Linked DNA regions of Homo sapiens: region 2 is linked to region 1. Evidence: read pairs that join two places in POLR2A ChIA-PET (ENCODE). Cell type or tissue: B cell. All regions are shown on one strand. Links, peaks and the distances in the headings refer to the core of each region. The heading gives the core; the rest is flanking DNA. Region 1 has its middle 38 kb from the start of SLC3A1. Region 2 holds the start of LOC124907759 (a long non-coding RNA gene).

Region 1 (5,386 bases), core at 328-5,327:
TAGCTGGATGGAAAATAAAGATTCCTTAGTTCACATACTATGTAACAAGAAATTCAAGAATGATTAAAAACCTAAATATATGTGCTTGGGAGGTAGACTTCTAAAATGGCTGGAAGGTAACATTAGAGATCCTTCTGTAGTTCACAAGCATGATGATTGGGTTTTCACACTTACATGAGATGTGCCTCCCCTCAGCCTTGTTACTACATTATCCACCTGATATGAAAATGAAAATATATAAATTAAAAAAATTAGAGACTATATGAACTTGGGATGAGGATGATTTCCTAAACAAGAAAAACATACAGCAAAAAAATGACAAATAGCAAGACTGCATAAACAAAGAAAAAAAGAAAAACAGTCTGAGAGGTTTTGCAGCTCGCATAACAAAGGATTGGTATCTAGACTATATAGAAAAAGACAAATCAATTAGAAAAAGACAAACCCAATGGAAAAATGGACAAGTGGTGTGAGCATTCAATTCAGAAAAGAGGAAACTCAAATGGCCAATATATATAGGAAAGATGTTTTTCTCACATGTAATCAGAAATGCAAATTATATACTATTTCATGCTTATCCAACCGGATTTTTTTTTTTTTTTTTTTTTTTGTATTAGAGACAGGGTCTCATTCTGTTACCCAGGCTGGCATGCAGTGATCCATTTGTAGCTCACTGCAGACTTGAACTCCTGGGCTTAAGGGATCCTCCTGCTTCAGCCTCCAAGTAGCTAGGACTACAGGTACACGCCACCACGTCCAGCCAATTTTCTGTTTTGTTTGTTTTCCTCCTCTCTCTCTCCCTCTCCCTCCTCTCCCCTCCTTTTTTCAGTTAGGATTTTTAGTGAAATAATTTCAGTTTACATTAAGGCTTTTGATTGTACATGTAAAATATATTATTACAACCATTTAAAATACATTTTAAAGTTATTGGATTTAATTAACTCTTGGAGTATAGGATCTTTAGGAGCCTACAGAACTTTCATGAAGACTTCGCATTTTAAAATTAGTTACAGTCCGAAGTAAACTAGACTTAAGAATGTTTATGTAGCTCAAGCTCCCCCTAAAATGTTTTTTTTTTTCCTTTTTTTGAGACAGATTCTCGCTCTGTCGCCCAGGCTGGAGTGCAGTGGCACGATTTTGGCTCACTGCAACCTCCGCCTCCCAGGTTCAAGAGATTTTCCTGTCTCAGCCTCCTGAGTAGCTAGGCCTATAGGCACCCGCCACCAGGCTCAGCTAATTTTTCTATTTTTAGTAGAGACGGGGTTTCACCAGGTTGGCCAGGCCGGTCTCTAACTCCTGACCTCAGGTGATCCACCCACCTCGGCCTCCCAAACTGCTGGGATTACAGGCGTGAGGCACTGTGCCCAGCAGAACCCAGTAACTTTCAAGAGTATACTTCAGTAGAACCAAAGTGCTATACCAATTATAAGCAGTCTTAATTACAATTTTAATAGCAAATATTAAATATTTAAAATAAGCTTTATACTATATAATTATTATTCATAGGCAAAATCTCATGAAAATAAACCCCATGGTACTCTATATCATGTCACTGTGGAATTAATTGTTAAGATAAATTGCATTTCAGGCTGGGTGCGGTGGGTCACGCCTGGAATCCCAGCACTTCAGGAGGCCAAGGCGGGCGGATCACCCAAGGTCAGGAGTTCAAGACTAGCCTGGCCAACATGGTGAAACTCCATCTCTACTAAAAATACAAAAAAATTAGCTGGGCATGGTGGTGGACACCTGTAATCCCAGCTACTCATGAGGCTGAGGCAGAAGAATCGCTTGAACCCGGGAGGTGGAGGTTGCAGTGAGCCGAGATCGTGCCATTGCACTCCAGCCTGGGCAACAAACATGAAACTCCATCTCAAATAATAATAAATAATAAATTGCATTTCATAACTTCAAGACTTAGGAATGAAGCAAAACCACCTCTTCATAATCAGTGCCCAAAAAAGTAAGTGTAAACGACTCAGGAGAGGGAAAGAAGGTATCAGACCCACCATTAGGGTAACTCCTGGGTGGTACTGGTCCTCTTCATCTTAAATGCATTATAGGTGAATGTTATATGGAAAGAATACATTTGTTGCACAGATTTAATCATTAAAAAAAATCACTGTTGCCAATATTATAGACTAGGTCTACTAGTTAAAAGAAGTAAAGCCCAGTCTTTCATTCTACCTTTCCATAAAAGGTATGGCTCTTTTGTGTCCCACTGGAGTTGTGGATACTTACAAGATAGCAGAAATACTGACTTCCTAAGTGCCCCTCACCTCTGAATTAGAAGAGCATATCTGCCAGTTACATCTGAGCACAAAACAGTGTACTAGTAAGTGGTGTTTGCAGGTAAAATAAAACTGAAACAGGAAATAAGGGGGAGAAAATACCACAGCCAGAAAAGCCAGCAGGAAGTGAGAAATGGCGGTGATGCTGCCTGAAAAGCAATGTATTCTCTATTAGTAGCTACACCTATTTACTTCTAGACCATAATGTAACATACACGAATCATCAAAACAACAGGCAAAAACAAACACTTGTTTAGCATTTTCTTTAGGGTTTACAAAATAACTCCCAAAGTTGAACAGAAAAAAACTTAAAAGCAATTTAGCATAAAAACGACAGTGCAAATTGTTATAATGCCCATTATGAACTAAAAGCAAGTAACTTCATTTCAGTGCATTTTCTAGTACAGAATTTAAAAAGTAACTTCAGAATTGCTTTGAAATTAAATCATTGCTTGAATTCATCTTAACAATTATGTTAACATTTGACTATTTTACATATATAATGGATTTTTTGCACAACTAGGAATTGTCTAATATGTGAAAAACATCACACTTTGCTATTTTTCACTAAATACTATTTAGCTTCTCAAAACAAAATGTGTTCCACAAGAAATCTTATCACGTTTTCCCTTAATACTTAAACCAGATGAACTTCAAAACACAAATGAAGGCAATTTGGAAGAGGAAATGTCAGTGTGAGATGTCATTTAAAAAATATAACCTTAAATTCAAGACAAGGAAGAATAATATTTGGTCAGCAAAAGATATTTGATGGACATGTTCCAGTTAATTTCAAGTATTGAAGCTGGATAAAGACTTGGGCACCATATATTCCTCTGGTTTGCGTATTTTCCAAGGTTTCAGAAAATATATCAGGCAGTTTGAAAAGTAAACTAATGAGGCTGTCAATTCCTGGCTCAAATATACGGCTAATATGATTATAGAAACATTTTTCCCCGACTAATATTATTTCTCCTGTTATTAAAAACCATTTTAAAGCCTGGGTAGAAAGAAGAATCACAACTAGCAAGACAGCGCCATTATTTTCATATAGGAAGACCAGTTCATTACAACTTTTTTTTTTTTTTTTTTTTTTTTTGAGACGGAGTCTCCCTCTGTCGCCCAGGCTGTAGTGCAGTGGCGCGATCTCGGCTCACTGCAATCTCCACCTCCCAGGTTCAAGCGATTCTCCTGCCTCAAACTCCCGAGTAGCTAGGACTACAGGCACGCAGCACCACACCAAGTTAATTTTTTTATTTTTATTTTTTAAGTAGAGACAGGTTTCACCATTTTAGCCAGGCTGGTCTCAAACTGTTGACCTCAAGTGATCTGCCCGCCTTGGCCTGCCAAAGTGCTGGGATTACAGGCGTGAGCCACTGCGCCTGGCCTTCATTATAATTTTTTTTCAATGACAATGCAACTCCCAGTGGATTTCTACTTTTAGCATTAAGAAATTATGACTCTTGGTGGTAAATTCTACTCAGGTTAATAAACTAACGGTGAAGCAGCTTGGAAGCATTTGTTGCTTAGATTGTTTATTCCTTCACAATGTTATTTTAAAATTTGAGTTTTTTTTAATATAAAAGAGACATATATTTAAAATTTGAGATGGAGTCTCGCTGTTGCCCAGGCTGCTGTGCAGTGGCTGGATCATAGCTCACTGCAGCCTTGAACTCCTGAACTCAAGCAATCCTCCTGCCTCAGTTTCCCAACTAGCTGGGACTATAGGCATGTGACACCATGCTAGAGTACTTAGAATTTTTTTGTGTGTAGAAACCAGGTCTTGCTATGTTGTCCAGGCGGGTCTTGAACTCCTGGCCTCAAGCAATCCTCCTGCTTTATTACAGGCATAAGCTACCACATTCAGCTAAGCAGTCTTTTTTTTTTTTTTTTTTTTTGAGATGGAATTTTGCTTTTGTTGCCCAGGCTGGAGTGCAATGGCACGATCTCAGCTCACTGCAACCTCCGTCACCTGGGTTCAAGCAATTATCCTGGCTCAGCCTCCCGAGTAGCTGGGATTACGGGCATGCGCCACCATGCCTGGCTAATTTTGTATTTTTAGTAAAGACAGGGTTTCTCCATGTTGGTCAGGCTGGTCTCAAACTCCCGATCTCAGGTGATCTGCCTGCCTCGGCCTCCCAAAGTGCTGGGATTACAGGCATGAATCACTGTGCCTACCCTTAACAAAAAACTTTAATCATTGCAGAATAACGGATCAATATTTAGAAGAACTGCATAATTCAGTGAACCAGTATTTTCCAAATGACTAATTCATGATGTGACAAAATCATGCATAGCCAGAAGGTCCATTCAAAATGCAAGACAGACCCAGTGGATTTTAACATAACAAACTAAGAAAAGTCCTCTAATAAACTTTCCGATTTCACATTGCAACCAATCTTCAAGAAACTATCAGTTGTCAAGTTTTGATATCCACAGTTATCTGAAGTGACTAAAATATTCCTGTTTTCCAACTACCTATCTGTGTGAGGCCAGGTTTCTTCATAAACTTCAACCATCGGGCCATACCACACTTCAACAGACTGAACGCAAAAGCACAAACAAGAATTCAGTTCAACATTAAAGGGCTCACAAAAATGAAAAATGGTCCTTTTTACACTGAATTTTTGTATCCTAACTTATAAGACAATTATTTTTCATAAAATGGTTTATATATTAACATGTAATTGTTTTGTTAACAAATTAAAACAGTATGTATAATTTCTCAGCTTTAATTTCTAATATAGTAAATATCGATAGTATCCACAAAAGCAAAAGTTCACTGGAGTATACAATTTGTAAGAGTATAAGTGGGTCCTCAGACCAAAATACTTGAGAATAGCCAGGCTAGGAAATTCAGATGAGTCAACACTGAATATGGGTTTTTCTTTTACTAACTCATACATTATTTCTGTTTCAAGCACCAGTAACCCCCACCCTGCCCCCTGCCGGAAAAGTTTTTTTTTTTCTTTTTTTTTTTTTTTGAGACGGAGTCTCGCTCTGTCGCCAGGCTGGAGTGCAGTGGCGCGATCTTAGCTCACTGCAACCTCCGCCTCCTGGGTTCAAGCAATTCTTCTGCCTCAGCCTCCCAAGCAGCT
Region 2 (5,386 bases), core at 184-5,183, 170 kb before region 1:
ATTTTTCTTCTACCCCATTCCTTCAAGTTCCGATTTCCTAAAATAAGCAACTTTGATAAATTGGTATATATGCCTTCACAGCTTTTTGCAATATTCATAGCTTCTTTTTATTAAAATGAAATTACATTTTATGCATTACTCAACACCTAAAAATACATCTTGGACATCCCTCCAGAATATAGCATATAACTCAATCCATTCTTTTTGATTGCTATATAATATTGTATGGACACACTATAATTTATCCAACAATTCCATTAGTAATGGAAGTACAGCTGTCAGACTGTTTTCAAGTTATGTTCCTTTCCAGTCCAAATAGTGCTATATTTAACATCCTTGCTCATCTGTCTTTATGAGCTAGAGGACTGACACCCAAAAGTGGGATTATTGGGTCAAAAGAAATGAAAAATGATACTTAACCTCTTTTAAACCTTGTATTTAGATAGATTTTAATATACACAAAAACATAGAGATAGAAAATAATGAACTCCCATGTATCTATCATTCATTTTTTACAATTGCCCAATTTCAATGCTCCCTTTTCCCCTTGTCTAAGAAATTTAAACACAACGCATTTTCGTATTTTTGCCTCCATGAAAGACTCTAAAAGTTTATCAAAATCCTTTTTGGAGCACTAGTTATATAGTAACCACCAGCATTTATATTCTCTTTAATATTATACATAACATCTTTTTTTAAAAAGACACTCTTAATATTCACTTCCTCCTTCCACTAAGCTCTCTGCAATGGAGAAACAGCAGAATCAAAGCATCTAAGACAGTAGAAAAAGAAACTAGGAAAGATCATCCTAAAAGCATAAAAAGACCTTGAGAAGGAACAATATCGAGACAGGCACACAGGTATATTAAGTGACAGAGGCAACAAAGAGAAAGAAAAGAGAAACATTAAGTAGATTTTTAAAAGCTAGCATTAGCTGGTAGGAAAAGTACTTAAGGGATTGCTGGTGGTCTGAGTGGGAAATTTAAGCAAAGAAATAGCAATTCATGAGGAATAGGGCATGCTATTTGAATGTATTTTTGAACTAGTTGCTTAAAATATATTGCACTGATCAAAAAACTAGATGAATAGCAACTTAGTGCTCTCCTAGCAAAAGATATCTGGAGGGGAAAATATCGCCAATATGTAACAAAATAACACGTATGTATTTTAAAAGACGAGTAACACCCCTACTAAAGAAGAACAATGGAAAATGCATACATATGTACACACATATGCAAAAATGATACTAATATGAACATGTTCCTGGAGGGGAAAACAAGCCATGTAATGAAATTTTAAATGCATTGTAAATTATTTTGTATAGTGAATATTTTCTAAAATAATCATATCCTAATTTATTTACTTAAAGTGTGGTTTGCTTTTTTAAATAATAAGTTCACTAATCCACAAAGCATATATTGGGTATTCATTATATGCCAGGCACTGTACAAACAAAACATCACTCCTGCCTTCTGGAAGCTTACAGTCTAGTAAGTGATTTAGACATAGTTATAACACAATGTGATATGTTTTAATGGTATATTAAATTAAAAAGTCTATAGGTAAACATAGAAAGGACCAATAAACTATAGCTTAGGAGAGTCAGGAAAAGCTTTATAGGTGACATCTGAGTTGAATCTTGAAGGCTGAAGAATTCAGAAATTAGGGAAGAAAGAATTTCTAAAATTTATGCAAAGCCTTGGTGATTTATCTCAATACATGTAAACTGGAAATGCTGTTCTAGTGTAGATTTGACAAGAACCATATGTAGTCTAATTAAATGAAGTATTAAAAATTTTATTACCTTATTTTTAAGTGATTATAGCATTTATGTGAAATTAATGTATATGAGTGCATATATGTGTGTATGCGTTAAAGATGGCAGCTAAAGATGTTAGAGTGAATCTACCTATTAGCTTCCCTCTCTTCCTGACACCCCACCTAAAATAAAAGTAAGTACATTTAGAAACAAAATGAAGGTTCATAAAGGCACAAAAAGCTGAATCTTAAATCAGCAGTAGTGAGAAGCTAAGAAGCAACCGGAGTTACATGTCTACGAGTAGAGTACAAGGATGGACTAAACACAGAAGAATTTGTTGAAAATCTACTTACAAAACAATTAGATCTTGAAATCTCATCTCTTATTCCAAAGATTTGTGCAACTACCCTTGCTCCATCCTGTCAGATGTCTTCGGGTCTAGTCTCTCCAGACTGGAAGGCATTCGTGCAGCTCAAGGAGGGTGGTGGTAAGGAAGGTAAAATACTTTTTAATTGGGGGTGGAGTAACTGAATCAGGGGGTTGAGTAACTGAGGACTCTTCTTATCCATCTTCCAAAATGCTAGCTGCTAAGGTATACATACTGCCCAAAGCAGCAAACTCAAAAGTGTTTTCTCTGATAAACTGGCCAGCTCAAGGGAAACACCATATGGACAGCCAGGGTTCCCTAAGAATCAACCCAACCAGATCATCCCACAGAGGAAACTGTAATATCAGTGTCCCTTCCAATCAGTTTTGTAGTACACAACTCTTAAGGATCATCAGAAATGTAATGAAAGCCTCTACTGTAACAGACAGAGACCAAAGAAAAGAAACAGAAAAAGCGATTTAAAGGAAACAAAGACTATAAAGACAGAAAAAAAAAAAAAACTTTCAGTAATATCTTCAAAAAAAGCAAGAAAGGCAATTAAGAAATATGAAAAGAATGCTATGGGGGAAAAAGCTAAGAAAAGAGAAAAAGAACTTTTGGACATTAAAAAGCGTAAAAATAGAAATAAAAAACTCAACAGAAAGGTTAAAAGTAAAGAAAAAGTAAAAAAAAAAAAAAAAAAACAGCAAAACAAAAGATGAAAAGATAATTAGAGAACTGTCCAGGATGCACAACATTCAAAAAATGGAAGTTTCTGAAAGAAACAGAGAAAACAGATGGAAGAAAGTCATTAAAAGAGTAATTCAAAAAAATTTTCCAGACTGAAAAATATGACTTTCTAAACTGAAAAGTGCCCAAGAAATGTCCAACACAATGTTTGAAAATACAGCCACACAAAGATATTTTATCATAAAATATTGGAATAATGGGAATAACAGAAGATTCAATCAACAGAGAATTAACAAGTTTCATAAAAATGATAAGTTAGAATAGCATTGGACTACTCAAATGCAACTCTAGAAGCTATGACACATTACTGTAAAACTTTGAAGGGGAAATTGTTTTAAATTCTATCTTTTTTTTTTTTTTTTTTTTTAGACAGAGTCTTGCTGTGTCACCCAAGCTGGGGTGCAATGGTGCGATATTGGCTCACTGCAAGCTCTGCCTCCCGGGTTCAAGCAATTCTTCTGCCTCAGCCTCCCGAGTAGCTATGATTACAGGCACCTGCCACCAGGCCTGGCTAATTTTTTTGTATCTTTAGTAGAGACGGGGTTTCACCATGTTGGCCAGGCTGGTCTCGAACGCCCAACCTCAGGTGATCCACCCGCCTTGGCCTCCCAAAGTCCTGGGACTATAGGCGTGAGCCACCGCGCCCGGCCAATTCTATCATTTTATATCCAACCAAAGTATCACAAGTTCTCAAAAAATTACTTCCCCTTACTTTCTCAGGAAGCTACTGGAGTTTATAATCCTCCAAAACAACAGACCAAACAAAAAGGAAGCCATGGAATTTAGAACGAGATACAAAACAAAAGAAATGAAATGAATCCTCAAGATGATAGTGAGGGAAGATGTCAAGATGCTTGTTGCTGGTGTAGAGGTCAAACTGGAAGACATCAGAAGGCTTCAGAAAAGACTCCGAAAGCAAGAAATTGATCTACATATAGATAATTTTAACTGAAAATATATTAAACCTTAAAAATGTACAAATAAAATCATGTCCTGAGACAATATGTTCAAGCCATTAAATTCATATTTAATGTAGTTATTCAAGCCATTTTTTTGCCAAAATTCTAAAAATTGTTAGCAGGGTAAATTCTTCATTGGTGAAGCAATGTAGCTATTTTAAATTTTATTTTATTTTTTTTTTTGAGACAGAGTCTCTGTCACCCAGTCTGGAGTGCAGTGACACAATCTCAGCTCACTGCAACCTCCGCCTCCCGGGTTCAATAGATTCACCTGCCTCAGCCTCTTGAATAGCTAAGACTACAGGCGTCCGCCACCATGCCTGGCTAATTTTTCTGTTTTTAGTAGAGATGGAGTTTCACCATGTTGGCCAGGCTGGTCTCAAACTCCTGACCTCAGGTGATCCACCCGCCTCACCTCCCAAAGTGCTGAGATTACAGGCGTGAGCCACTGTGCCCCGTCTTTGTATTATTTTTAAAACATGTTTGCTGGTGAGAAGTCAGATATAGTTCACAGAAATCATCCAAGTACCTGGATGCATCAGATACTGAGATATTTATCCAAATTTAACTTGCAGTAGTTTCTTCAACATGTGTAGAAAGAATGTTTTACTACTTTGTACTTCAAAGTTGATAAATCATTTGAGAATTGAAAATGCAGGACAGCACATAATAGGAACTTAATAAACACTTGTGGAGATTGCTCTTTCTGTTCCAATCTATAAATAAACAAGAACCAAATGAAGAACAAGTTAACTATGTATTTTATGTACATACATATATATATATATATATATATATATATATACACACACATAAGTATACATGCACATACACACATACATGTACTCACAAATATTTAAAACTTCTCCAGTAGTTCTACTTTCAATTTCAATTTTTAAATGCATTTCACAATTTTAACTCAAATAAGTATGTTTCAAAAATACGCTTTCTCGAAGATACTGGCTGTTGAAAAATATTTAAAATAGTGTTAGCTTATTTTTTATTCAATAAAATAATATAAATATTTGTTAATAGCTGTTGCCATTCATGGATGGTATGGGAAAAAATATTTCCCAAAGATTAATGATTAACTTGTTGAATTTTTTTAAAAAGGCTTATCACCAAAAGAATTTTTAAGTATTTCATTTAAATAGCTTTGATAAACAACATGACTAATGAGAATTGGCTCATCTTAAGTAGATAACTAAATATACAAAGTTTAACATCTTAAATGCTTCCAAATATACAATATGCATCAGGGATTGCAAATCTGAATGTCCATGGGTAGAGTGGTGAGTGCCAAGGCAAAATAAAGACCCTGCTCATTCCATATAATAATTACCATGTGAGCTCAGACTCGGGCCATTAGATCATTTTTTTTTTCTCTAAAAGAAACTGAAAAATCGACATTTTTATGTGAATATTTCTGATTTTTAAATCCTGGTTGTAATTTTTTAAAAATTATTGTATTACCTAAATAAAAAATGTATGTGTTCTGAACTCAGTTTCTATTAGTTTATAGGGCTTGTGGTATATGTCCTCTAAAATTGA

What was found. ChIA-PET counts read pairs that join two places held together with the same protein. Peaks named below come from ENCODE experiments on the same cell type or tissue, not always from the same donor. Only the 100,000 strongest peaks of a DNase experiment are listed, where the experiment ranks them.
Region 2: POLR2A ChIA-PET joins it to region 1 with 12 read pairs; 3 of 35 experiments call an interaction of 5 or more read pairs at or near these places.

Annotation. Positions count from the first base shown.
Region 1 is chr2:44,234,404-44,239,789 of GRCh38, reverse strand. It overlaps a transcript of PPM1B not described here and the pseudogene LOC124906174. Among named protein-coding and RNA genes, the nearest start is that of SLC3A1, 38 kb to the left of the region's middle. RefSeq lists enhancers at 4,875-5,374, 5,375-5,386. In B cell, for the core only: CTCF peaks have their summits at 3,266, 5,038 and 5,239 (motif pointing left); DNase peaks (open chromatin) are centred at 2,389, 3,593 and 5,179; H3K27ac peaks cover 1,130 bases.
Region 2 is chr2:44,400,185-44,405,570 of GRCh38, reverse strand. The region is part of intron 3 of CAMKMT (calmodulin-lysine N-methyltransferase); the gene reads right to left. It overlaps LOC124905998 (a long non-coding RNA gene), which reads right to left. Exons shown (of 3, transcript XR_007086301.1): 2 at 4,686-4,798; 3 at 4,460-4,551. It overlaps LOC124907759 (a long non-coding RNA gene), which reads right to left and starts at 4,438. Exons shown (of 2, transcript XR_007086304.1): 1 at 4,365-4,438. In B cell, for the core only: no CTCF peak of the experiment used is centred there; no DNase peak of the experiment used is centred there.